Linked DNA regions of Mus musculus: all the other regions are linked to region 6. Evidence: chromatin loops called from intact Hi-C (ENCODE). Cell type or tissue: left cerebral cortex. All regions are shown on one strand.

The links. Hi-C counts contacts between places; a loop is a spot of excess contacts. Peaks named below come from ENCODE experiments on the same cell type or tissue, not always from the same donor. Only the 100,000 strongest peaks of a DNase experiment are listed, where the experiment ranks them.
Region 1: a loop joins it to region 6, with 3.0 times the contacts of the local background. A loop is called at or near these places in 14 of 42 quality-filtered maps.
Region 2: a loop joins it to region 6, with 4 times the contacts of the local background. A loop is called at or near these places in 10 of 42 quality-filtered maps.
Region 3: a loop joins it to region 6, with 2.4 times the contacts of the local background. A loop is called at or near these places in 18 of 42 quality-filtered maps.
Region 4: a loop joins it to region 6, with 5 times the contacts of the local background. A loop is called at or near these places in 17 of 42 quality-filtered maps.
Region 5: it touches region 6 in a loop (3-fold over the local background); 5 of 42 quality-filtered maps call a loop at or near these places.
Region 7: a loop joins it to region 6, with 3 times the contacts of the local background. A loop is called at or near these places in 17 of 42 quality-filtered maps.

What each region holds. Positions count from the first base shown.
Region 1 is chr14:17,965,416-17,969,415 of GRCm38, forward strand. All of the region lies in intron 4 of Thrb (thyroid hormone receptor beta), which reads left to right. Among named protein-coding and RNA genes, the nearest start is that of Nr1d2, 270 kb to the right of the region's middle. In left cerebral cortex, a CTCF peak has its summit at 2,134 (motif pointing left); DNase peaks (open chromatin) are centred at 1,895 and 2,121.
Region 2 is chr14:17,902,282-17,906,281 of GRCm38, forward strand. The region is part of intron 2 of Thrb (thyroid hormone receptor beta); the gene reads left to right. Among named protein-coding and RNA genes, the nearest start is that of Thrb, 240 kb to the left of the region's middle. In left cerebral cortex, a CTCF peak has its summit at 2,483; a DNase peak (open chromatin) is centred at 2,486.
Region 3 is chr14:18,165,016-18,169,015 of GRCm38, forward strand. No RefSeq gene overlaps it. Among named protein-coding and RNA genes, the nearest start is that of Nr1d2, 72 kb to the right of the region's middle. In left cerebral cortex, a CTCF peak has its summit at 2,238 (motif pointing left); a DNase peak (open chromatin) is centred at 2,217.
Region 4 is chr14:17,926,119-17,930,118 of GRCm38, forward strand. The region is part of intron 3 of Thrb (thyroid hormone receptor beta); the gene reads left to right. Among named protein-coding and RNA genes, the nearest start is that of Thrb, 270 kb to the left of the region's middle. In left cerebral cortex, CTCF peaks have their summits at 1,577 and 3,685 (motif pointing right); a DNase peak (open chromatin) is centred at 1,567.
Region 5 is chr14:18,185,030-18,189,029 of GRCm38, forward strand. No RefSeq gene overlaps it. Among named protein-coding and RNA genes, the nearest start is that of Nr1d2, 52 kb to the right of the region's middle. In left cerebral cortex, a CTCF peak has its summit at 2,215; a DNase peak (open chromatin) is centred at 2,204.
Region 6 is chr14:17,656,934-17,660,933 of GRCm38, forward strand. LOC115488350 reads right to left here. Exons shown (of 3, transcript XM_030248233.1): 2 at 3,331-4,000; 3 at 2,983-2,998. The coding sequence ends at 3,355. It also overlaps a transcript of Thrb not described here. Among named protein-coding and RNA genes, the nearest start is that of Thrb, 2.0 kb to the right of the region's middle. In left cerebral cortex, a CTCF peak has its summit at 2,234 (motif pointing right); DNase peaks (open chromatin) are centred at 1,762, 2,305, 2,906, 3,304 and 2 more places; H3K4me3 peaks cover 1,766 bases; H3K27ac peaks cover 2,143 bases.
Region 7 is chr14:17,919,020-17,923,019 of GRCm38, forward strand. The region is part of intron 2 of Thrb (thyroid hormone receptor beta); the gene reads left to right. Among named protein-coding and RNA genes, the nearest start is that of Thrb, 260 kb to the left of the region's middle. In left cerebral cortex, a CTCF peak has its summit at 1,514 (motif pointing right); no DNase peak of the experiment used is centred here.

The DNA of each region.
Region 1 (4,000 bases), 310 kb after region 6:
ATTCATGCACAGAATGTCATCCCTATCATTTATGAGAGATTTTGTTCTTAGTTATAAAGAGTTCAACATGTTAAACTTTTGTTTGTTAATATATTTTGAAAGTGAGAGAACGGGGAGTTCCAGCACACAGGATGCTGAGGCAAGAGGATAGTGAATTTAGGCTAAAAAAGCTAGTCTTCTGATTTAAAATTCTACAGTACAGGGGCTAAGAACACAACATTTTGAGATTGACACATTTGAACTAGAACATCAGCCTTTCCACTATGTTTAGAGCAAACTTATATATGTTATGTTGATAAAGCTATATAAGATACTGTGCTTAAATATTCAGGACAGCTGGACAGTGGTGGAGCACGACTTTAATCCCAGCACTTGAGAAGTAGAGGCAGGTGGATTTCTGAGTTTGAGGCCAGCCTGGTCTACAGAATGAGTTCTAGGACAGCCAGGGCTATACAGAGAAACCCTGTCTCAAAAATAGTAATAATAATAATAATAATAATAATAATTAAGCATAGTACCTGACTTATAGTGCACTTTAAATAGCAGCCACCATTTTCCCCTGTGGCTATACATCCTTATGTCACATAAATCCCTTGACTTGCTGAGCAAGGAATTCAGCCAAAGGACTTTAACAGATGAGGACAGTGAGGTGGTCTGTTTATGAAGCTCAGATCTTCTTCCAGCTCTTTCCCTAAATCATTAGAGTGCATTTTCATTATTCTAGTGTTGAAAGAAAATCAACAGAGGCAAACTTTGGGAGGTTCCCAGAGATACCACCAAGCTTAACTTGGATCTGGGCTTAAAATTTTGTGGGGAAATGACACCCAAGTGGTCTGAGTTACAAAGCCCAAAAATCTACTACAGTAAACTTCCCTCCTATATTAGAACACCAGTGAGTGATGCCTATGTTTGCCCTTGAGAGTTGGTTCTTCTTGTCTGCTCCATGATCTGCTACATCTATAGAATCCATAAGGAAAGCATTGTCTGATGGCCATTCATACTGGACATTTATTTCCTAGCTGGCCACCAGCCTTAAAGACCTACTCTAGCATGCATTCATCTTCTAGTGCTTGGGGCCTACTGTGTGAAGGACATTATACTTGATGTCTAACTGTGGGAAAAGGAACATTTGAGCCAAAGGACACAATCATCTCACTCCAAGCACCCCCAGATGTCTCCCATAAGAACCAAATGACCTTGAGTTGATACACAAAGGTTTACTTGGGGTCAGTGATTCAAAACAATAAACTGGCTTCCCTAAGTTACACAATAAGCCCCACCCCAAATTAGTAGGCTATCTGAACTAGCTCAGAATACTTTCATGTGTGGTTTGTGGGCTGCAAACTGATGCATATTGCTCTCTGCCAGTTCAAGGTCAGAAATGGAGAACGAGCTGCAGAAACTTTCAGTGTCTTCTCATCAACCAGATTCAACACCAGTGAGTGCCATTCCCCAAGCCAGACACAGACCAGTTTGGTGCTGTGAGACTTGCCTGGTCAGCCACATGTAGCCAGTACTATGCCAAAGTCTTAAGCAAGAAAAGGAATGTATTGGTCTCTAATGCCTGAGATTTCTTAGTGTTCTTTTACTTAAAATAGTCTGCAAATCATTGACTTATCTGTAAAATACTCTAAAATGTATTTTGCTTGGAGCTTCTTTGGAGTTTCTAGCTAATCTTTTGAGCAGCACATCTATGTGCTTTAATCATGCTAAGTGAAGATCCCTGGGACCCCTCATATTCTGCATCAGAGATTGTGCCTCCTTCTCCCTTCCTGAGTCAGAGCTGATTTATTCTGTGCTCATTGTTGCACACCGGTTAGTGGCACTAACACTATTTCCAGAGGCTTGTAGAGATGAGAGTCTAAGCTGAGTGTGGTGATTCACTCTGTAACCACAGCCCTCCATATGCCGTGAAAGTGCAGGAGAGAGTGAGTTTGAGGCCAGCACGGACCTCATAGAGTCTTCTAGTAAAAGGACAAGAGGGAAGGAGAAAGGGGAACCTGAGGGCCCAGTTGGGCTGGTCTGGACCTCAGAATCTGTATTTCAACTGTCCCTTCTATTGACTCTGGACCAGTGTCCCCCAAGCCTTGCAGATATTCACAAGGACTCACGGCAAGAAAAGGCCTGCCACCTAGTGGGCTCTCAGGGATATGCCTGACCCTGTCTTTCCTGCAGCCCTTGGAGCCAATGGCAATCCAGTCTTGGGGATTCACTTTGGGCCTGAAAACATGCACATTCACCCCCTTGGTAACACTTCCTTGGTGATAGATCCCTTCTGGAAACCCCCTAATGCAGGATTGGAACTCGCCCTCCACTCTAAAACTATTCCAAGGCTACTCCCTTCTGCACACACAAACCTCCTAAAATTCTGTTGAGAATCACAGAGTTCAGCAAGCCCAGAAAGTTGGTCACAAATAGGGAGGTGACTCCTCAGAGCTAAACCTCAGCAACCCATTGTAACCATAAAGCAGGGCCTCTGTAACAGCCAGGAACTTTCTGGAAGGAGGCATGGGGGCTGCTGGGAGGAAAGCATCAATGTAATGATGCCACTGCAGTTTCTTTGTAAATCTGCGACATTCATGGTGTAAAAATAGATGAATCTTAGATTCCTGGGAAGAAAAATGTAATGCATTTTTTTTCTTTTCTAAACATTCTATATGGTGTTGCAAGGGAAATAAAAATTTCAGTAAGTCATAAGGTTACAAATAATTTATATAAATATTTTTGTTTCAGCTACCAAGGACAAACATTATTACAAATTTTATCACATTTTAGTTGTCTCTTTTATCTATTTTTAACAAACGTGGGTCACATGAGGCATATCATGTGTGACCAGCTTTTAATGCTTACCAATAAACCATCAGCATTTTCCTTTGCTATTAAATATTTTACTGAAAACTGATATTTATTGGCACTAGATTGTTCTTTCTTGTAACTAGAATATCATTTATTAAACCATCCCCCAAGGAACAAAATGCCAATGGAAGGAGTTGCAGAGACAAAGTATGGAGCAGAGACTGAAGGAATGACCATCCAGAGACTGCCCCACCTGGGGATCTATCCTATATACAACCACCAAAACCAGACACTATTGTGGATGCCAACAAGAGCTTGCTGACAGGAGCCTGATATAGCTGTCTCCTGAGAGGCTCTGCCAGTGCCTGACAAATATGGAAGTAGATGCTCACAGCCATCCATTGGACTGTGCACAGGGTCCCCAATGAAGGAGCTGGAGAAAGTACCCAAGGAGCTGAAGGGGTTTACAGCTCCATAGGAGGATCAACAGTGTAAACTAACCAGTACCCCCAGAGCTTCCTGGGTCTAAACCACCAAGCAAAGAAAACACATAGTGGGACTCATGGCTCTAGTTGTATATGTAGCAGAGAATGGCCTAGTAGGTCATCAAAGGGAGGTGAGGCTCTTGGTCCTGTGAAGATTCTATACCCCAGTATAGGGGAATGCCAGGGCCAGTATTCAGGAGTGGGTGGAATGGTGACCGGGGATGGGGTGAGACAGGGGGTTTTCAGAGGGGAAACCAGGAAAGGGGATAACATTTGAAATGCAAATAAAGAGCTGGGCAGTGGTGGTGCACGGCTTTAATTCCAGCACTTGGGAGGCAGAGACAGGCAGATTTCTGAGTTCAAGACAAGCCTGGTCTACAGAGTGAGTTCCAAGACAGCCAAGGCTATACAGAGAAACCCTGTCTCGAAATAAAATAAAATAAAATAAAATAAAATAAAATAAAATAAATGTAAATAAAATAATAAAAAACCATCCTCCAGGGCTTAGACAATTTAAAGTAATTTTTCAATAATTGAATTTAAATAATATCTTATGTCAATGAAGGGGCAGACTTAATTAATCCATGATCTTCGTAGAGAACAGGTGACTTAAATAGACAGTGACACATCAAATGATATATAGCTCCTATTCACCAAGGTAACAAAGTGCCCTGAAAGTCAGAGTCATAATCTACAAATTACCTTATGCTTTGCAATCC
Region 2 (4,000 bases), 250 kb after region 6:
CTGGGATGAGTACTGGTGCTCCCTAGTCATGTTCCTGGTGACTCAAGTGCCTGGGAGATCAAGCATCTAATCCAGCTTGTCTTGTTACCGGAAGAGTTCTAAGGCATGGTGTCACACCTTGTAGCAACAGGAGGGTACGCTGTCAAGACCAGCTACCCTGACAGTTACATTTTAAGCTCCTGGGACAGTTACTCACACTCGTTGGGCAATATAAAGAAGGCATCCAGAAGCTGTGTAAGCTTCTCCACTAATGGCTCTGTGACCTTGGGCAAGCCATTTCGTTTTCCATTTCCCTGTCTAAAAATAAGCTGAATCAAGCAATCTCTGGGGTTCCTTCCAACTCTGAACTGCAAAGAAGGCTTTGAGCTTGGGAGAAGTGAAAGGCTATCACCCCAGAGTGACCTAGGTTTGCTAGAGTCATCTCCATCTACTTCTTTGGCCTCCAAAGGCCTGAGTTGCCTCCTGTTCAATAAAACAATGGGCTTACTGCCAGCCTAGGTCCAACCTCTAGAGTGCTGCACTCAGAACCACCATGGGCTCTCTGTGGTTGGACCAACCCCCACTCAAGATATGCAGGAGCCTGGTGGCCCTGCATAGGACAGGTACAATTATCTGTGTGATTCAGAGCTCAAAGCTGCTCTGACCTTCCAGTGAGGGTCTCCATTATAGCCAAGGTGCACTTAGGGTAGCTTGTCTAGTTGAACTGTTAGCTGCCAGAGAACCCGGGCTGGAAATCAGCTTTCTTGTTTGTTCCTTCCCTTCCTCCCTTCTCATTCCCCTAAGTTTATTTTGGTTTGGAAGTCCAGCTTACCCAGGGGAATGCAGACCTTTCTTCCTTTTCCTGTGTCTGTGCCTCAGCTTGGCTTGGCCCACCTACCCCAGCTCTCAGGCGTCACTAGCGTGGCTAGCTTCCCTTTTAGAATTTTCCCTTGTGCCCCAAGGTTTACAGGGTCCAGCCTTGGCCCCAGCTCTTCCTCTCCCTCTGCTCTGCTCAGAGGTACCAATCTCCAGCCCAGTGTGATCCAATGAGCACAAAGAAAGCATTCTGATTCATGGAACCAATGTAAGATTCTGACTCACTGCCCAAGGCTTTGGACAGATCTGCTGGCATGGGGGAATGTTGCTAGACCCAAGTTAATATGCTTAATGGATCATCAGCCTTGACCTACAGGATTACTAGGTGTCTCTGTTAAATGCATTCTTCTGGTTTCTGTAATGCAGCTACAGATACCAGGGTCCTCTGTACACCTGACAGTCCTCCCTACGGCTACCAAATAGCCTCATATACCCCTTTAAAACTCAAATACCTCACAGAACCTACTCATGACTGAACCCTCTCCTTCATCTGCAGTGGGAGAGTCAGCCCTTTTCCTATACTCCAAACCGTCTCCTCCATATGGGGTCTCTTCCAAGGACCTCTTCCCAGGATCTCTTCCTCCCTCCTCTTTAAAGGAAAATTATATATATATAATGAAAGAATATGTGTGAGTATATGAATGATGAATATATATTATAAACATATAATTTTCTCTTTAAAAGTATGTATGTGTGAATAGACACGCATGTATACATATCATCCTTTTCACTGTCTCTTAAAACCCTCCAAGTGAGTCTTCCATTAGGGTTTACTTTGTTTGGATGCTTTTAAAGTTCATCTCTTACTGAACTTTCATTTGCTTCACGATGACATTTGCACACATGCATGTGCTGTGCTTTGACAGGGTTTACCCTCCCTCGTGCCCTATTCTGTGCCTTCCCTTCTCCTGTTTTCTCTGTGACCCTTCCACAATGCTGGTACTCTTACTCATTTTTCTTCCATATCTGAAGGAAAACACTTGTCTTTGTGTGGTTGGTATGTTCCTACAACATGATGGTCTCTTGTTCCTGCTATCCTGCAAACAACATGATTTTATTCTTCATAGCAGAGTAGAAGTCCACTGTAAATTTCAAAACACATCTCCTGCATCAGACCCCCAGCTTCCACTCCCCACCCCACCCCAACATGTCTGTCTCCTCATCCCCCACTGACTCTGACATGATCCATCCAACAACCAAGTAACACTTGTTAAAGTCATGGAGGCCCTGTGACCATCTTCTGACTTCTTACCAGAGTCAATACCCAAGTCACTCCTTCCTGTCACAAGCACCTCCCCTAGCGTCTGTGCTTTAAATCCTTAGGCCCCAGTACTCTGTTCCCCTAGACACGTCCATGCACATATGTCCTTCCTTAGCAGCTCACTTTTTCTTTTCTTCCCTTTTACTAAGCATAGGTTTTCTCATACAGTATACTCTGATTACAGTTTCCCTTTCCTCTGCTCCTTCCAGGTCCTCCCCACCTTCCCTTCCATCTAGGTGTACTCCCTGAGCTCTGGGAAGAGAGATTGGATGTCCACATTCAATTTAGATGTCCTTGGAGGTTAGAAAGTGGTATCAGATACCCTGGAGCTGGTCCTGGAGGCAGTTGGGAGCCACCTGGTGGCACTGGGAACCAACTTCAGTCCTCTGCAAGATCAGAATGCACGCTCAACCACTGAGCCAGCCTCCAGAGTGACTTCTGAAGGTTAGATGTAATCATTCTTACTTCTTTTGCACATACCTTCAACTTACCCATAAATATAAAATCCTGCCTTGTGCAGCAAGTGGATCATGCTGTTATTGTTCCATGGAGACTCACACCTATCATGGAATGCTTTCTGCCTCCCCTGAGAGGCCTTAATACCCCCAGCTGCAAGGCAGTCAGGCAGCCAGGCAGCCAGGTAGCCAGGTACTCACAGCCTGTGTCTGAGAGTCCCTACCTGGCCTTGCTCTGATGTGCTGCAGCAGCCCAGCTCCTCGGAGGCCACAGCCTCTGATTATCAGACCAGCACTTTGTGGTCCAGGCTCCCTGTGTCATAGAGTCTAGGCTTGGGACTTACCTTCTTAGACTTTCTGCCCAGGCTGCTCATACCTGCCCTTCAATCTCATCCTGATCTTGGCCCTTGGGGACTCACACCCCACTCACCACTTCTCGTCAAATCCCACATCTTGGTATTTGCTCTACAGCACTTAACATAACTGTAATTCTACATTGACAAGCAAATTAGTTTGATTGGTGTCTGGTCTTTTCTGTAAGTATAGATAATGTATTACTTTTCTTTTACCCTACACATCTAGTTCCTAGCACACAATAATTGATCAGTAGCCCTACAAAAAGAGTTCACTGCTGTGTTACCTTTCTTGGGGAGTCTATTATACACAGGCCATGCGGCAAATAGCAGAAGACTAAAGTAATTATTGCATCCAACTCCAGCGTGGTGAGCCAGTGATTTTACTGGAGTCACTTACAGAACCATGGATAAGGGTTACCTCCATGAGCATGCATGAGAAGAATCCTACAGTAATGAGGGTTACTCCAGGAGAGTGGGAGGAGTTAGTTATCTATCTACTCAGTTAGAACATGAGTGATAAGAGGGAAGTTACCCGTGGGGGTAGAGCAGGAATAAGAGTCACCTCCAGAATAGGGAGAGTTATCAGTGTGGGGGAGGATGTTTTAGTGCCTGCATCACAGAAAGGCCCACATGAGTGACAGCTCACAAAAGCTTTATCATTGTGACTCTTCCACCAGACAGCTTCCTCTTCCCTAGCACCTGTGGTGTCACCTCAAGGAAGGGCATCTGGGTCTATTTTGTAAGTCTCATGAGCCCACCCTTCTCCCGCAAGAAGGAGTGCTTCAATCCAGGGGAAACGACTATACAAAACAGGCATAAAGAGAGAGAGAAGGGCGTAATGGAAGGATGTGGTTATGGCGCACTTGATCTAAGATAATGTACTTCAGCTCAAGTACAAGATTTACTGATTGAATGAACATAATGCACATTTTCCCATTAAAAAAGAACGAGAGAGATTTAAGGATTTAATCACATGAATCAGTTAAAGTATTTTATCCTCAGAAAACAAAACAAAACAAAAAATAATAAAGATGTGTTTACTTTATACCATATCCCTGGACTCTATTTCTATA
Region 3 (4,000 bases), 510 kb after region 6:
AAATGACCATCTAGAGACTGCCTTATCTGGGGAATCCATCCCGTTTACAACCAACAAACCCAGACACTGTTGTGGATGCCAACAAGTGCTTGCTGACAGGAGTCTGATATAGCTCTCTCCTGAGAGGCTCTACCAGTGCCTCACAAATATAGAGGTTGATGTTCACAGCCATCCATTGGACTGAGCACAGAATCCCCAATGGAGGAGTTAGAGAAAGGACCCAAGGAGCTGAAGAAGTTTGCAGCCCCATAGGAGGAACAACAATATGAACTAGCCAATATCCCAGAGCTCCCAGGGACTAAACCACCAACCAAAGAGCACACATGGTGGGACTCACGGCTCTCTGGCTACAGGCTACATATGCAGCAGAGGATGGCCTAGTCGGGCATCAACGAGAGGAGAGGCCCTTTGTCCTATGAAGGCTCTATGCCCCAGTCTGGGAGAATGCCACAGCCAGGAAGCAGGAGTGGGTAGATTGGTGAGCAGGGGGGAGGGGGGAGGTGATAGGGGGAGAGTTGTTTTCAGAGGGGAAACCAGGAAAGGGGATAAATAAATGTAAATCAAGAAAATATCCAATAAAAAAGAAAGATAAGCTCCAGCTGATGCTCCAACATTAAGCTATCAGAACATGACAACAAACAAAGCTACCACCCAATGGGAAATGCTAATGCTCCATTAGGAGAGTTTGGAAGAAGGATGGGAAAGGAATCAGTTAGAGCTGGGAAGTTCATAAAGGGAACAATAGATGCAGCTGGGAAGATATTAATAAAAGCAAACAGGTTTCTCAGAATGTATGGGAAAGGAGTAAAGAGATTGAAAATATGAAGCAAAGTTGTGATGTTATCTGTACTGTATTCTGTCATCAAGAAATATGACAGAGCTAACCAGGTTCAAGGGGAATAGTCTGTGGTATAACAGCACACACTAGGAGCCCATGCCTGCTTCCCTCTCTGCACCTCTGCATTACACTTCATGCAGTGTTAGGATTTGTTTACTTTTAATCACCCCGTTCAACTGAGACTCATGAGGTTGAGAGCTCAGTCAGGGCTCAGTCCTCTATGAGACGTCTATATCACACTCTTTCTCCCATCACAGGTTCGGAAGAGGTTATGGGAGATTGCTGTGAAATACATATTGTGTTGTGCACATGACAGGAGCAGGGCACTCATAGCACACAGCAACAACATCTCACCCCTAACTGAGGAGGTTTGGCAGGTGATGTCTGCTGAAGAGGAAAGGCCACATTTCTTTGACAGGGTGGCCCCTGGTAAGTTTGCACATGCTCTGGTGGATATCTCCACATCCATGCATATATGGGTAGAACTTATTGAACTTAGTGGGTTATTTTTTAAAAGAAAATTATGACCTGGGAGAGAGATATGAGGAAGGAGAGGAAGGCATTGAAGGGGAGAGTAGAGTAGATATTATTTATTAAAATGCACTGTATACACATATGAAATTTTCAAAGAATATTTTTAAAGAACTGGCTTGCACCCTCAAGTCTGCAGTGCCTACTTCAAGCACAGCCTAAGCAAAAACTCACAAAGGCCTCAGAACTACCAAGTCATTCAGAATACATACAGCCAAAGTTTCCGACTCCAAGATAACTCTGAATCATCTGGAAAATATTGCCAAACATTAATATGACATGAATTGCTTTGGTAGCCACCACAACAACCAGACTTCAGAAGGAAGAAAAGTAAAGCAAGCAAGCAACTCAGCAAAGGCCTTTTATATGCCTCACCCCCAAATCTTCACACAATTAAAAGTATATCTGCACCAAAGGAATAAGAAAGGCTCGGTGAGTAGAGGCCCTCACCGTATGACCGGACCATCTCTGTTCAGCCTCAGGACCCACATAATGGTGGAAGAGGAAGAGCAAATGGAAAACTTCTCAACCTCCACACCCATGCTTTTCCACATGCACAATAACAATAAGAGTAAATAAGAATAAGAAGAAACAATTGACCTTACAACCTATTTGAATTCAAGCTCATGTGGAATAAGGTTTTCTACTTATGCCACAAAAACTCATATTCAAAAAAAAATGTAGGTCTTACTGCAACACAATTTAAAACTCTCAGATTTTTTAATTAATGTTTCATGAACTGAAGATAAGGCTCAGTGGTTAGGAGCACTTGTAGAGGATCAGGGTTTGATTCCTAGCATTCACAGGGCAGCTCACTACCATTTGTAAGTCTATTATGAAGGGATCTGGTGCCCTCTTGTGGCTTCTACTGACATTGCAAGAATGTGAAGCACAGGCATGCATACCATCAAAACACCCATACAGATTAAATAAAAATTTAAAAATTTAAAGTTATATTTTTCACCACAAAAGCTATCTATCTTACAATGTGAAAAGGCTTTCTAAAAATTTAAGTAGAACAACACACACACACCACTTCCAAAAGAGAATCAATGTCACACAGGATTTCAAACCTACAAACCTACAGAGTTATACCCTACAGAGTTATAATTTCCAGGCCATATATAGAAGCTTATCTCACAGATACAGGTTGAAAACTCTTAATATGAGATTAACATAATAATGATACTAAAACCAAAAGGGACTGTGTAAGAGGAAAAATATAAGCCAGTCTCATTGTAAATGCATACAAAGTGCATAATAGAAAATTTAAATAGTCTAAATATTTAAATATGACTAATTCTGGAGGCTGGATCAGACCACCTCTTCTAATCTGCAGAAGTTTCGGAGATACTCAGTAAAGGCCAACTGTACAGCATAAGAAACTGAGTTTGAATTTCCACTATGAGTGGAAAAAGCACGTCATGACAGAAAGATTTAAGTGAGAATGAGGAAGAGGTATGAGAAAAACAGGAGGGTAGGGGAGGGATTCACCAAAACAAAATACGCATGGAAAACCCATGTGGAATTTTCTATCTTATTTACTGGTTAAAATATATAATTTTAAATATAGAAAGTTTGGCCAGAACTACCCTGCATGAGTGGTAGCAGATAATGTTGTTCCTGAACAGAAATGATTATCAACTGAAAATCTCCCTTTCCCATTATTCTCAGTTGCCCACTAGAGCAACCAATAAGATCTTATTGCTACAAGCATCACATACATTGGTTGCAGAACACAGAGAAACCAAGAAGAACTGACCTGGAAACTTCTTCCCTGCTGGTGAGTTTCATAGTGTCAGAAGGCACGCCACGGGGGGAAAAGCCATCCATGCTCTTATCCAGCATTTAACCCTGCAAGCTACCATTCCCACCTTATAGTTATGAAGTTAACTAACCTTTTTCTGATTGAAATTGAGACCTGCTCCATAGGAGGAAATCCATGTCTGGAACTATAAACCTAAGGAAAACCCTTGGGCCCTGTAAGAACCCACTATTACTGTTTTGCTAAGTGAACTGCCTTCTAAATATTTGTATTCACACGCATACACTAATGCTGATCTTAGCCTTGGTCAGTGATACTTATATTTGCAGTGAGTGATAGTTAATGCAAACACTCATAATTTGTTAGATGCTCAGACCTAAATAGGACATCTACAATCATCCCCACCAAAGCTAGGGCAACATTGTAGAAAGAATATGGAAAGATTTAAGGACTAGAGAAAGGGAAAGAGGTAAATATGCTATAAAACACTTTCTGGACATGGTTTTGCCTTTTTGTGCTCATGAACCCACAGCAACTGTAGTTGCCTACATAAGACCTGCATAAAAAATCAAGCTAGCCAAATTTCTGCATGGATTGGGAATGTCACCCTCCTCCTAATGAAAAAGCTGCTGACTGGCAGCAGCTGGGGGGGGGGGGGAGTCGGTGCTTTGGGGTTTGAGTGGCAGGAGTTGATGGTATGGCCTCTGGTAGGTGCCAGTGTTCCAGAGGATTCCCCGGTACTCATGTGTATACAGGCAACACTAACTGGGCTCAGTGGGTAATAAAGAGGAGGGTGAGGAGAAGATGGTGACATCTGAAAGGATATGTGACCTGTGTTGGGGGATCCAGGGCAAGCTGAAAAGTGG
Region 4 (4,000 bases), 270 kb after region 6:
TCCCTATGCATACGTAGGGTCCAGGCACTGAGCAAATACCAAAGGTGGAAAAGGTTAGGTATAAGCAGGCCCAGTGCACTCTGGTTCTCCCTGAGGCTAACCACCCTTGATTATCAATGACCACTGGAAAGACGGCACAAAGGCAAGGACACCCACAGATTTTGAATTAGAAACATATGTTGGAAAAGTAAATTTTTAAGTGAAACATCCAAATTTTAAAATATCTACATTTAACTTCGGAACTATCAAAGATTCATGGACCAAAATGTGTCTGCTGACCAAAATCAACCCATGAGTTCTCAGAGCAGGGCAAGGACTCTCTACCTTCCAGCTTAATTCCAAGCCAATGTCTGACCTCTTAGTTGCTATGGCAGCAGGGAGAATGCCCATACTCCTCTGCACATCATAAAACAGTCTGGCTTTCGGGATTTGTTCATGCCACTCCCCCACCCTAGAATGGACCAAATAGCCAGTCAGTTCCTTTGAGAGTCCATTCTCTAATACACCTGAGAACCCAAAGCAACTGTGATCAAACCATTATCAACAAAGCATCGCACCCTGCCTCCCTACCCATCAGGGCTTGAACTCTTGATTTGACAAAAGATAGAGCACCTGGGCAAACCGGAATGGCTTGCACTGTTGGAATAAGGGCTCAGAATTACACGCCCTCTCCACAGGTTACTTCATGTCAGAAAACACCACTCCCCCTTCTGTTCCACTGACAACAAGGTCAGGTTCTTCTTCACTCGTGTCACCCACTTCCATGCAGAAACCATGAGGTGGGAAATTATTGTGACTCCATCTCAGCCACAGCCTCCACGTGCCCAAGGATCTAAAAGGCAGCCCTGGGCAGAAAGTGTGACAATCTCTGTCTCTGTTCCTACATCTATGTGAAAGCACACAGGCAACAGACAGCAAGTCATAGCACTGCAAACAGGGATGCTGTTCCTGTCGGAGAAAGTCCGAATGGTCTCGTGAGGTACATGGCAATAGCCCTGTATTCCACCATGAGTTGCCCATGAAGATGCTCCCAAAGGAAGAGACTCTAGAGAACCTACATCCTGAGACATAGAAATAGCAATATTTAATGTGAACGTGGATAATATTTGCTTGCTGTGGGAGGCAGATATGTAGTGACCATTCATCCATGTGCCTCTAGAACAAAAATTGGCAATATTGGTTGATTGTTGCATGGTTGGTTGATTGATTAAGGATTCATCTGATCTCTGGTTATAAAAGGTAGTAAATAGATATTCTGCTTCTATAATCCATTCAGTGTCTTGTCATGGGTCCCCCCATCCTGACACTACAGCATGAAGAGACTTCAACTGTACATTACTAAGTAGGCTTGACTGTTTTCTAGTGAAGGTGGAAGGCCAGTTTTGGCGATGGGCTGTCTTTGCTGGTCTTCTCTGTAGAGTCCCCAGGAGGCCTGGAGGATTTCTCTAGCTTCAGCTCACACCAGTGCTGAGCAGAACCTGAAGCTGAAGCTCTGGGCTAGGAACCAGGGCTGCTACTAGACAGAGACTAAGCCAGATCTCCACCTTGCAGGCTGAGCTGCCTCCTAGTGGGAGGGATTGTCCTAACTTCCAGTATGCTTTTTCTCCAGAGACTCAGGCAGCTGCATTCACAAAAAGAGCCTACTCCATAGATAGGCTGTGGGTGTAAATGGGCTCAGATAAGAAAATCATTACAGTAGAGGCTTTTATTTGTGTGTGAAATGAAGCAGTTCTTTTTCTCCCTCCCCTTCACTGCAGGCTCCAGCCATAGCATCATTGGATGCCTAAAGGGAGACCACAGTAAAGACGAAAACCGTTGGAACCATGCTTACTCTAGGTGCATAATTTAAAAACCAAGTATGCATTCTTTCTCTTCAGAAAGCATAACAAGTACCATGGTTGTTAAGCATTAAAGAACATCAATTAACTCTTATGAGAAGACAGCCAGCATTAAACGAGTGGAGTTAGGAATGACGAGTCTTCCTAGCAGCAAGCCAGCATTTCATACAAAGCACTGGTTCTCAACCTTGCTAACTCTGCTACCCTTTAATGCGGTTCCTCACGTGGTGGTGACCTTCAGCTGTAAAATTATTTTTGTTGCTACTTCATAACTATAAATTTGCTACTTTTAAGAATAGTAATATAAAATGATAATAGCAAATATCTAGCATGTGGGATATCTGATATGTGACCCCAGTGAAACGTTTGTTCAATACCACCCCCTCCAAGGGGTTACAACCCACACATTGAGGAGCAGTGGTGTAGAGGCTCTTTTAGCTACAAAGCTTGTGAAATGTGTATTTTGAATGTATTTGATGGAAATGTGTTTGTTTTCTGGAGTTAACATCATCTGTTGGAGCTGGGTCTTGCCAAAACTTCATCTCACTGACTTGCCTAATCTGAAATTAGGACTATATGACATCACTCACTGAATAATTCTTAAAGAGGAAGGTAAGAAAGTACCTTCATAAGATATTTTATTGGTTGGGCAATTAAGCTCTATTTCCAGGTAATCTGAGGGAATGAGCTAGTCATTTATGATACCATAATGAGCTTTATTTTGAGTAAAGCCATGATTCACAGCACAAAGGGATTGGTTCTAAGATGTGAACATTTAGCATTCCTAACAACAAAGCAAAAGCTTTTTGGCCTTATTTAACAAACCAAGAACCTATACACTGTTTCTGAGGCTGCAGCAGCCAAGATTTGTAGCATTTGTGTAGAGCCTCACTTCATGAGACTAGGATGAGCATAAAGTTACTTGGTCTTCCCAGGCCTGTGATATAAACCATACCACTACCATTAGTGCAGACATCTGGGCCTGTGATGTAAGCCACACTATTACAGTCAGTGTAGTACTCCTGGACCTGGGATGTAAGCCACACTCTGACCAGCCCTTGTGATTTCACCAGCACTTCTTCCTCCTGGCTGCTTGTTCCTTCCACCTCATCAGCATCTTGTTTTCTTTATCTGATTCCCTTTATGATCATTATTACTGAGGGTCCCAGCACAGGGCTGCTGCAGTGATACCCTGGGCTTACAACAGTGGGCTTAGTGTTTCCTTCTGTGTGAAGTTGTTTGCTACGAGTGACATAACTTTATTTACATTTTTATTATCCCTGGAGTTAAGCATTTTTTACATGTTTATTGGCCACTCACATGAAGCTTCCTGTTTGTATTTGTTACTCTTTTCCATCGTTGTCTTTGCCTTTTTCATTATTTGTGTCAGTTATTCATATACTAATAATATCACCTAAGGCAATCATTCAGTTTCTCCAAATATGATTGATGTGCCCCCACCTCACACACTCCCTCCCAGACCAATCCACTGCACCAGGAATCTCCCTTTGTGGGAATGAGAACCCTGGTTTTCATTCACTTGGAGCACACAGCCCTTAACACTCCCATTCTGGTGGTATAAGCGCCAAGTTAGCAAAATAAACATCGTTGGCAATTTACCACTTTGAAAAACAAAGGAAAAGAAAGTTGGGCAAGTCTATCATTTTGTATTTTCTCCCTGTTGCATGCAAGGCAGAGAGGGGTAAAAATCTCCACATGGTGTCTGCACTAAAGAATAGACCAGAACCTCGATTCGTCTTCTGCATTCTTCACCATAAGCAGTAAAAACATCAAGAAACCACAGAAAGTGCCTCGGTGTGTACCAGTAGAGGGAGACTCTGGGCCTCCTAAGGCCAGCTAAGGCAGGTGTGGTGAAGTGGTTCTCCTAAGGTTACTGCAGTGGACTACTGAGTTTTTGAATTATCACTTTCCGATCTTTGGGAAACTAAGTTAAACAAGTCTGATGAATGATGGTATTTCTCTTGTTTCCTTTCCATTTTTTGTTCTTAATCGATATTCTTAATCTTCACCATCAAACTACATTATCAAATCTATACCAATCTCCCTCTAAGCTGTCACTCTTTATCCCAGACATGAGTGACAAATTCTCATATAAGCAGAGGCAGCTACCTGGGAGTAAGCTGAGACTCTCATCCATGATT
Region 5 (4,000 bases), 530 kb after region 6:
CAGGTTGTGGTCTGCTGGCCGGACACAACAGGAAATAATCAAACTCAAGGCTGAAATCAGCCAAATAGAAACAAAAAGAACTATCAACGAATGAACAAAGGCAGGAGCTAGTTCTTTGAGAAAATCAACAAAATAGATAAACCCTTAGCCAGACTAACTAAAGGGCACAGGGACAGTATCCAAACTAATAAAATCAGAAATGAAAATGGAGACATAACAACAAAATATATCTTAAAACAATTATTCTGTCTATTGACTATTAAGAGTTGAAAATATTAAAATCATGTTCTACAAACATCATCGAAAAAAAGAATCAGAACAAGACAAAGAAGAAACTTGGTCAAAAAGCACTAACATGAGGGTCCATAAAATCAAAAGTCTGGCAACCTGGAAAATATTCCGTTTGTAAGCTTTTACTTACTAAACAACATCATTAAGAGATTCTTTATTGTCATAGAATAAAATGAAGTGTCTTTATATATTTAAAATAAAAATGAGAGTTGCTATGACAGAAAGAAAAAAAGAAGGAAGGAAGGAAGGAAAGGAGGAAGGAAGGGAAAGAGGGAAGGAAAGAAGAAGAGAGGAATGGGAAAAATAGGAGTGGGCTGGTAACATGAGAATTCCCTCTCTGCGAGTTTGGAAGTTTTTACATTAAAAGCTTAATAATTGGGAGATTAGGGCAATGCCTCAGTGAGTAAGAGCTCTTGCTGTGGAATCATCAGGAGCTGAGTTCAAACCCAGCACTAAGCAAAGCCAGCACGGTTAGATATAGCTCTATAACCTCAGTGTGATAAAGAATGGAGACAGAAGAGTAGCTGGCTACGTGTTCTCTACCTGGGGTTTCGACAGCTATTCCAAGACATCCATCACCCAGCTGTTGCTTCAGCTGATCTGTCTGGTTAGGCCTCTCTTCCCTCACTGCTCCATGTGTGTTCCTCCTAAAGCTGTTTGCTCTCTTCCCCAACCTGAGGAAGACCAACTTTCCATCAAGAGTGTGCCAGTAACTGCATGCCCCTGCTAGACTCTCCTGTACATTACCAATCATCACAGTTGACATGGTCATAGAAAAGATGTAAGTGAGAAGATGAATAATGTAAACAACCACCATGGGACAGCACACCACACACACACACACACACACACACACACACACACACACACACACACACACACCAAGAATCCTGAATATAGAAGACCTATGACCCAGCACTCTGCAGTTTGCTGGGCCATCTCTCCAGCCCCCTCTCCAGAACTTTCCCACATTTATCTATTTTTAATCTGGTCAGTAGCACAGGCTGCTCTTTTTCCAAGGACCCAAGATGGGTTCCTAGCACCAACTTCAGGCTCACAAGAACTTATAAGTCCATCTCCACCTTCTGACCTCTGCACTCACCTGTACATTCACAACACACACAATTAAAAATAAATTATTTTTAATAAAAAAAAATTCTGAAGAAAAGCTGTTTTTACAATCAAGTGCAAGAGTAAAGTCTTGCCTTTGGTACATCGCTATAACCCTCAGTAAGCTAACACAAATGACACTCTCTAAATACAACCATTTCTGCTGTAAATAACTTAATTAGGCTGTCAAAACAGCCCCAACCTCTTTAACTAAAATCCCAATTCATCTGTCTCATTCTCACTTCACTTGCAGGCAATGCTGGGGCAATTGCCAGGATCTCGAGTTCAAAGCCAGCCCAGGTCAGACCTACGTGTGGCTTGTGCAGCACTTGGGACTAACCAGCAAGCAACCTAAGTGTCCAGCAAGGTCAATCTCCTCATTCCCAGCTCACTCCCTAGATTGTTCCCGCTGATCCGCAGCTCCAACAAGGCCTGTGGATGGTCTTCATGGTCCTCTGGTTCCCTCTGATTTTCAACCTTTTGATTTTCTCCTCCTCTGAAGTTTTGCTTTTGTTGTTTTGTTTTGTTTTTAAACTATGCTTACAGGCGGCTCAGCTTTTACTTGCGCAGGAACTTTTTTTTTTTTTTTTTTTTTTTTTTTTGCTGTCCTTGAAGCAACAGTTTGTCTTTCCCCTCGACGTCTTTGTCTCAATGTCTGATAAACTGCTTATTTTTTTTAAACAGTTTTCCTTTTGAGCCTGAAAAAACAAACATTAACCAGAAAACGGGCCTCATTTCTCTGAATTGTAACTTGCCTCATTTCTCTGAATTGTAACTTGCGATGAAATCCCTGGTGCTATAGCGCCGCCTTATGGTAAACTGAGAATTAGCAGGTAACACTGCCTTTGACTCCTTGATACAGGATATCCTGATGTAGCCCAGATCTTTTTTTATTATTATTAGATATTTTCTTCATTTACATTTCCCCAAAGCCCCATATACCCTCCCCCTGCCCTGCTCCCCAAACCACCCACTCCCGCTTCCAGGCCCTGGCATTCCCCTGTACTGGGGCATATGATCTTCACAAGACCAAGGGCCTCTCCTCCCATTGATGGCCGACTAGGCCATCCTCTGCTATATATGCAACTAGAGACACAGCTCTGGGGAGTACTGGTTAGTTCATATTGTTGTTCCTCCTATAGGGTTGCAGACCCCTTTAGCTCCTTGGGTACTTTCTCTAGCTCCTTCATTAGAGGCCCTGTATTCCATCCAATAGATGACTGTGAGCATCCACTTCTGTATTTGTCAGGCACTGGCAGAGCCTCACAAGGGAGAGCTATATCAGGGTCCTGTCAGCGAGCTCTTGTTGGCATCTGCAATAGTGTCTGGGTTTGGTGGTTGTATATGGGACGGATCCCCAGGCGGGGCATTCTCTGGATGGTCCTTCCTTCAGTCTCAGCTGTGAACTTTGTCTCTGTAACTCCTTCCATGGGTATTTTCTTCCCCATTCTAAGAAGGAGTGAAGTATCCACACTTTGGTCTTCCTTCATCTTGAGTTTCATGTGTTTTGCAAATTGTATCTTGGGTATTCTAAGTTTCTGTGTTAATATCCACTTATCAGTGAGTGCATATCATGTGTGATCTTTTGTGATTGGGTTACCTTACACAGGATGATATCCTCCAGATTTGCCTAAGAATTTCATGAATTCATTGTTTAATAGCTGAGGAGTACTCCATTGTGTAAATGTACCACATTTTCTGTATCCATTCCTCTGTTGAGGGACATCTGGTTTCTTTCCAGCTTCTGGCTATTATAAATAAGTAGCCCAGATCTTGATGATCTCTTGCCTCAGCCTCCTGAGTGCTGCATTACGGGCATGTCCGACCATTTCTGGCAGGTGTGCTGTTTGGTTTTGTTTTGAGGAAAGTCTTGTTATATGCCCCAGGATGGCCTTTCCTCCCTGGTGCTAGGATTAGTGTGCATGTGTGTGCGGTAAATGTATGTGAGTGTGCTTGTCTGTATGCAGAAGCCAAGGTGAAATATCAGGGTTGTTTTCGATCTCTCCTCTACATTATCATTTGAGGCAGGGTCGTTCCAGCAAACCCAGAGCTCACCTAGTGTCTGCTAACAAGCTTGCTGTGGGGTAATCCCCTGTCTTTGCCTTCCGCGGGTTCTGAGGATCTGAACCACAGCACTCTTGCTGGCATGGTAAGTACTTTAACCACTGATCCATCTTCCCAACCCTAGTATAACACTTCTTTTTCATTTAATTTTTTTTTAGAATTATGCTTGTTTTATGAGTGTTTCGCCTATATGTTTATATGTACACACATATATGGTAATATATGTGTGTACAGTGCCTGTACATTCCCACTGAAGTTATGGGTTATCATGAGCTGCCATGTGGATGCTAGATTCTGTCTTCTGGAAGAATAGCCAGTGCTCTTAAAGTGATCCATCCCCTCAGCCATGGCAGAACAGTCTTGATGCCATTCCTAAAGACTTCAAATCTTCATTATTTCTGTTAAAATGGAAAGGAACAGATACCAGTGAGAATTTGAATGGCTTTTTCTTACTATGGTGGTGCCTCATGGATATCTCTGGATCAGACTGGCCTTTAAGAGAACATCAGCTTTTCTGTTAGGATTGTGACACTGT
Region 6 (4,000 bases):
CAGAACTAGCTTTGAGCCTAGTTAACAGCAACTGAGGATGCCTCCATGTACTTCCTTACTTGTGGTTACTTGCCACTAACTGATGGCCTGAAAGTGAAGATGCAGAAGGAAGGGGCCTTCCAGGTCTCTTTCACACAGTACTATGCCAAAGGTCCAATGCTGGCATGCAAAATAAGCACACATCAAGAAGTGAAATAGAGTGTGCTTTGCTCTGCATTCCCACTGCTCCAGCATGACAAGACACATGCATATATATGATCTGCAATAGTTGCTCAGTGCAATACTCCAGGTGAGTTAAACCCTCATGAACTGTATCACTACAGACATGGCAAAACACATGAATTGTCAAGTGTGCAATGATAATTTAAACCATTTCTTTGTCCTTGTTTGGAATATTAAAAACACACATAAAAATGCCATGACAGTCCCAAAGACAGAATGCAGAAAGCAGGACGTAGCTTTTAATTTTGTACCTCCTTGACAATTTTTCCTAACTTCATTTCTCACATTTGGAGCTAATAAATAATAATGCATTCAGCTACCTTCTAAAGCCAGTCTTACTGGACCCTCCCTCTTCTGGGCTCTTTTTGCTTCCTTGCTTGATCTGATTTGGCAGTTTATAGTCAGCCATTCCCCTTTTGAGGTCCCCATCTGTGGAGTCATTCAACCCCAGGCTGAAGGTACTCCAGACACCCTGCATGTATACTGAGCATGTTCAGTCCTCCTTCCCTTGATGTTAATCCTTTAATACAGTATAATACCTATTTGCATAGCATTTAATCTAGAGGTGAGACACAGGTCAGAGAAGTTAAATGTTGGTTACATGCAAATACTATGCCATTTTACATATGGAGTTAAGTCACCTGCAGATCCCAATAGCTATGGAGGGACACTGGAATGGTACCCCAGAGACACTAAAAGATGACTTTGTGTCTTTCTCACTGCCACCCATTGGTTTTGAAACTGTCATCTTCCCTAAGTGGTCTGTCAAAGGCTGTGGGGGGTGGGGGGAGTTTACAATTTTAGGCCAGAATGCCTGGGACTTTCATATAATGAACGTAACGATTTAGATTCTCCAGGGCTAGGTCTCAGGGCAGAGCAGCAGGCTCCAGAGAAAGCTGTTTGGTTAATGAAATGATTTAATGTTCCACCCCCCTCAGGAAATCTGTCCACAACTCCACAAACCTTCAAGAACTTCCTGTGTCTGAGTTCTTAGAGGATGGCCCCACTCCACACCCAATCCCACATGGCATTCCTTGTCATAACTACCATCTTTGATAACTGGTCAATTCTAATTTGTGCTTTATTTCTCCCACTGGATTCTGATTCACAGGCGCAGTAGGTAGGGACAAAGTGTAGTCATATAAGAAAGCTAAAAAGATAAGCAGTGCTCACAAATGCAGGAATTAAGAGAGAATATTTTTAAAAACACATTTTACCATGTTCAATAAAGATCTATGGCCAGTTGCACTGTGACCCATGCATGCTCTTGTTGGGCTTCATGTTTCATACTCTTTCTTGCCTAATAGTTCTTTAGGAAACAAACAGATGGCTTTCTTCCTTGACTGGAATCATCAGTTTGAAATTCATAGACTGGTCAGGAGGATGGTGTAGGTGAACTGTGATCCTAGGTTCTGAAAATAAGCAACTGTGCATCACAAGCCAGCAAAGATGGCACCTGAGACCCTGTGCTCCCAGGTTAGGATATCTTTTGCTTTCCCAGGAGTTCTCATGACTCTGAGAATTCCCATGACACTGTGTTGTGTAACAGATTCTTATGGTAACCCCTTACCACCACCCCACCAGCTCTGCTCTCTCAATACCCATTCAAATAGAATCCTACCAAATTTCCTGTTGGAGCGTTGCGATTATATAACACTGTTACAACCAGTCTTGTAAGCCGTTTAATACTTTCACTGATTCTCATTTCATAACTTTCCAAGCAAAATGAAATCAGACAAAACCATCTGAACAAAGAAAAGTAATCTTTTGATGTTGTTGTTATAGTTCATTTTTAGTATGTGGTTTTCTTCAGAAAGAATTTAAGAAAAAACATAGCTCAGAATTATACTAGAAGTATAACGTCCAGGGATTCCGGGTTTCCCAGGGGCCTCTTGAATTCCCCTTTCTAACTTATTACAGAGCTGTTCACAAGTCTCCCCCCCCCCCCCCCCCCCCCCCGACCTGGGCCAAGCCAGGCTTTTCCTTGCAGCCACCAGGGGGCTGTCTGGTTAGGAACTGGGTAGGAGAAGCTGCAGCTTTCCTCCAAACCAACCAAAACCTCCCAAGGCAGCTTTGGAGCAAAGCCCAGGAACTCGCCTGCAAAACAACCTTCACTCTAGAGCCGGCAAGTTCTTAGTGAAGCTTCATTCCGGGTGAGGAATAAAACACGGATTTCTTACAAAGAATTCAAAGGGCAGCCGAGTCTGTGCTGGCCGCGGGGAAAGGCAACGTTCTAGCAGCTGCTTTCTCTCCTGAGTCCTGCTTCTGACTCGCCACAGTTGTTAATGCTGTGACAGGAGGTGTGTTGGCCTTTCTTCTTTTTCCTTTCCTGTGGACTGCCCAAATAACACCCCCGGGGGGGCCTTATCACCCGTGGGGAAATCTAGACAACTCTTTAAAATGATCTAGACATCATTCCCTTTTATACCGTGTTACAAGAGTATGTTGAAGAAAGATTTTTCAAGGTATTTTTTTTTAACAGTGTTCATAAGAACATAATTGTATTCGGTCCTTAATCAAAGTAGTTTTGTCGCAATTGTTAACTTCCCATTGGCTGCGAGTTCTCTGAGCACTCTGCGTTTTTCCAATAAAACCTACCTCCAAGGCGTAGCTGGAAGACTGCCTGGGTCATCTGGAACAGCACACTGTCGCCCGCTGTTTTCTCCCAACCTGACCTTCGGAACTTGAGGTATGGACATTTCAGCGCTATGCTTGCAAGTGCAGAACCCTTCCAGGGTGGAGATTATTTTTGTCTTCTGGTTTTGTACTTATATTTCTAGGACAGAGGCGAAATAACGAGGTGTCCCTTTAAACCCTACTTGTAGAACCAACCCGGAACACACTCAGTGAGGTGTTGGGGGGGGGGGGCACTTCTCATTTAGGGCAAGCAAGGCATTGCCCATTGGTGTGGGGGAGCAGAGCGTCCAGAGCCACAGGAGGATCTGAGCGCCCCGTGTTTCCAAGCGCACCACAAGTGGTTTGGGGGCGGAAGGAGGAGCGCGGTGACACCTGCCGCGCCTGTCGGGCGACTCAGGAGGGTTGTGCCCCTGGAGATCCCCTCTATCTCCTGTCATTCATACCCTACCCCACCCCCTGTCACACTCCTACCTCTTCAACTAAAAGAATGATGGCTCAAATGGATCCTCCACGCTCCTGCAGTTGGGTGGGTGGACGCGTGTCCACCAGACCCGCAGCTACGTGACCCCGGGGGAGGGTGGCGCACAAGGCGCCGTTACCGCAGAGTCGTAGCGGGGGACATTTGCACATAAGCGGCAGGTGCGCAGGGCACTCGAGTGGAGGGTTGCTCGGGCAGTGGCAGGGAGCACAGCCCGGAAGCCATTTCGTCTCTGATACTCTGGCGGAGCCAGGGTGGCCTGAGCCTGCCGCAGCTGCTGGGAGAATCGAACAGGCTAGAGGACCAGAGGGGAAGAACGGTCGGCGGTTCGCCAGCGGCGGAGGAGCTGACACCCTAGTCCCTAGTAAGGCTACCGCGCTGGGTCCTCCGGAGTCGGAGACTCCGGCCCTGCACCTCGCCGCCCGCGCAGGTCGCGGCAGAGAGGTCGCCGGTGTCCTGGGACCCACGCTGCGCCCCTCAGCGTCGGCGCCGGAGGAGAGTTGACAGGTCAAGGGAATAGGGCTCGCTCGGGAGCCCGCGCAGTACTGGACCCCGTGGCGGAGGGGGCGGAGCGGGGAGGAGACTGCGGCTCGGCCGAGCACGGCGCAGCCTTGGGCGGGCGGCCGGCCGGCGTGACGCGGCGGGATTAACTTTGCATGGCTA
Region 7 (4,000 bases), 260 kb after region 6:
AAAAATATATTGAGGCACTGAATGCCATGCACTGAGGCATGAGGGCCTCTTGATGGTATCACCATCCCCAGGTCATTTCTACACAGGCTTTACAGTAGGACCAGAAAAATCAAACCAGCACTTACTAAACTTGAACATCCAGGGAAAAAAGTAACAGAAAATTATGTCTCCAAGTACCTTCCAAAAGCTTCTTTCCCTTCTAAGCTACCTCCCCATCCTCATCCCAGCTCCACCCATCCCAGCCCCACCCATCCCAGATCCACACATCTGCAGCTTCCCCTTTTAATCCTTAAACAACTCTCTCAGTGTTAAAATAATAACCTAATTCCCATTTAGAATTCCAGGTTTGTTTGTTTGTTTTTTCCATGATTTAACCCAGTAGACTAACAAAAATTTGAACCTAATAATTACTTTGACACATTACTGAAAATTATCCAGATAACAGGTTGTTGAAAGTCAACAGGCAATGAGACATAAGACCTTGTCGAGAGCCAATGAATTTGCTAGTAAGTGAATGACTAAATCGCCAAGCACTATCAAACATGGGTCCAGTAGAAGGGCCAGAGACTATAGATTTCAGATATATTTTTTGAAGATGTTATACTAGGGATTGAACCCAGGGCTTTCTGCATACTACAGCTGCTCTTCAAATGATATCATAACTAGCTTTTGTTTCTGTTTTTGTTTGGAGGGGGTGGGGAGTCAGGAGGGGATGGAGTCTCACTATGGGGTAGAAGCCAGACTGGAATTCAGGATTTCTCTGCCTTGGCCCCAAGCATGTTGGGATTATAGGCAAGTGTAGCCATAGCCATGCTGTCTGAAGTCTTCCCACAGGAATATTGCAAGTCAGTCCTGCCTCAGTTTACCTTTTACATTTAAGAAATAGATAACAACTGTATTCATAGGATAAATTTTTCATCTTCAGGGAATTTTCAGAGCAAGGCTGCTTCCCCCTTAAGAAGATGTTATTTTTATCTCTCAGTTTAAAACCTACAGGTGCTCCCAGTGGCTTCTGGCATAGCAGAGCCTGCATTCAGATCTGCAAATACCATATCCATGATATAAGAACAAATATGGATTGATTTCTTTGCTGGAGATTATAATTCTCTCAGGTACTTCAGTCTATTCTTCCAAAGCACTCTAGAGGTGGGGACAGGAGTGGAGCTGTTTGTAGCTACTTATTTCACCATCAAACACCTTTAGAAATCAATGATAAAGCACAAAACTCTGTGCAAGCCCTTTGTTTTCCATTCCTGTTTGATATTTTTCACACTTGTGCCTCCTTGAGTCACCTAACCACAATTACACAATTACACAATTACAGGCTTCTGACAGAGCTGCGTGGTACTTTCATTCCTCTGGAGTTATTGAATTCCAACATGATGAATGTGCTTCCAGACCACCACCCACTACCCCCACCCCACCCCCACACTGGTGTCCTGTGCATTTGCTATTTACTAAAGTTCTCCTTGGCTTGGCAGGGGGACAGTTCCCTACTGACCACCTGGTGGCAGTAAAAGAAGTTTGAGGATCCTACAACTCACTGGTGGCCTACACAGTCCTTGTCCTTGAGAGTCACTATCTAGCCCACCTCTCTGCTCCCTAAGGAGCCTGATGAGTGTCCATGTAGAGAAAGGTCTGTGAGAAGAGGAGGCACTGTGAGTGCTGTGCGTGACAAGCGTGTGCCCCCCTAATCAGCCTCAGAAACTTGAACTGGTCCCTGATTTCTCTATCCCTGTGTTATTTGACTAAGTGTCCCATGTTTCAATCTGTGCAATGGTGCATTTCATGCAGCAGATGGTCTTATAATGACTGTCTTCTTTGTTTGCTTAGATTGTTTAAAAGCCTACTCTGACCCCAAGAGTTTCACTTCTACACTGTTGACCTAGTTCTCAAGGCAGAAATAGAAATTTTATCAGACTGTACCCAAGCCCTCCACCATGTAATGGGAGCAACTGCCACAGGCTTCAGGACACTTAACACAGTAACTGGTGAAACAGACCTTATCCCATCATAGAAATGGTCTCCTGGCTCTCTTCAGTCTCCCTGTCTGTTAGAAGCAGCAGAACCCATGCTCCTTCCCACATGCAATGGAAACATTGCCTATGAGGGACCAGGAAAACAAGGGAAGGTCAAGGAAAGGAAAAAGGCAGCATTTGACATAGGCACAGGTTAGAGTAGAGTCTAGCAGGGTCTGGGGATTTTGCTCACTGGGGGAGCACTTATGCAGCACTTGGTACTATGCACAATCACTTATAATAGAGATGAGCCCTAGAATGAGATAGTTGATCATGATGGTACATTCTTATAATCTTATCACTCAGAAGACAAAGGCAGGGGGACCACCACAAGCTCAAGGCCAACCTGAGCTATATAGGAAGACTTTAACACCTTCATCTTCTTGTGAACAACCATTAGCCACAGCAAGTGAATCTTCATTGCAACCACAGACACTGTTGCCTTATTGAAGGAAAACACTTGACTGCTGCAAACCTGAAAGCTTTGCCCTTCCATAGCCCTTTCCCTGCTGTGGGGCTGAGCCTCCCATCATTCCCAGCACAGGAACTGAAATTGCTTCTGTCTGAGAGTTGCCATTGGACAAAACTTATGGAGCCTAAACAGTCAGCCGTCATCAATGTTGCTTGAGTGTCTGACAAGTGATGGCTGGCCTTTGCAGCAGAAGAACTACCCACTTCAGGGGTGCCTATCAAGGGTTCAGAATAAAGTGGAAGCACTCCCTCACTGGAGCTGGAGTTCTTGAGACTTCAGAACTTTTGTCTCTCTGCAAAAAGTAGGTCCAAATGAAAGTTCTTAGCTACAGTCCAGGAATGGTGGTACATGCTTGTAATAACAAGCATTCAGAAGACTGAGGCAGGAGGATTGCAAGTTAAAGACTAACCCTGAACTACAAAATTAAGACCCTGAATAAACTATTCCTCAATATGTTGGCCCAGAATGCATTGTGTAGTCCAGGCTGGCTTCAGATTCATTGAAATACTCCTGTCTCAGCCTCTTGACTGCTGGGTTTTCAGGCATGAACTGGGTTTTCATGCCTTGTTGAGAGAGTTTATAAGAAAGCAAACTCTTCTCTGACCCATGAACAATGGGAATGGTAAAACATGATATCCAGAAGTGATGGTTCTGGGTGATGCTGGTTCTTAGTCTCTCATCAATATAGCTGTCCTGGCTAGCACTCAGTACCTGATACTTTCGCCTCCATGCTCCACCTCACAAAAGCTTTCACTCTGCTCATCCCTTCCAGGCATCATTTGGCTTGATTTAACTCTGGGTCACCTTTTCCTGTGACCCCCCAAAACTGCTGAGCTCCAGACCCATGCACGACTCTGGAGAAGACCATCCGCAGGGAATCATGTGATGAGGTGATACTGAAGTTCGGGGACAAGTGATACCTGACATGTTGTGAGATACAGTACTGAAGTCGCCCGTGAAATTCTTGAGCTCAGAGTTGAGGAGATAGCGCAGTGGTTAAGCACTTGCTGCACAGTCATGAGGACATGAATTCAGATCCCCAGTAACCAAGGCAATGCCAGATGCTCATGGTGCTCTGCCAGTAATTACAGCCTTGAAAGTCAGAGACAGGATTCCTAAACAGGTTAGCAGTGCTAGCCATTGAACGAGCTCTGGGTTTAACATAGAAGAGTAATCAAAGAGTATTCCCTATCATCAACCTCAGTTACACACACACACACACACACACACACACACACACACACACGGGAAAATAAATCTAGAGCTCATTGTAACAAACAATACAACATGCTAAGTACTACTAAAGTACTAGCAGTACAGCATTAACAGTATAATAACAGTAATGCCATTTAATGATACCACATGACACAATATTGCTGATACTGCACTACAAAAGCTACTATCACCGAAGAAAAGGGTGCTCAGCAGCACTAGCAGGGAGGTTAGCTCTGACTCCATGGTGTTGCTCCCAGTTTTAGGAACTTTACTAAGGTTGTTTTCTTGCTCCTAG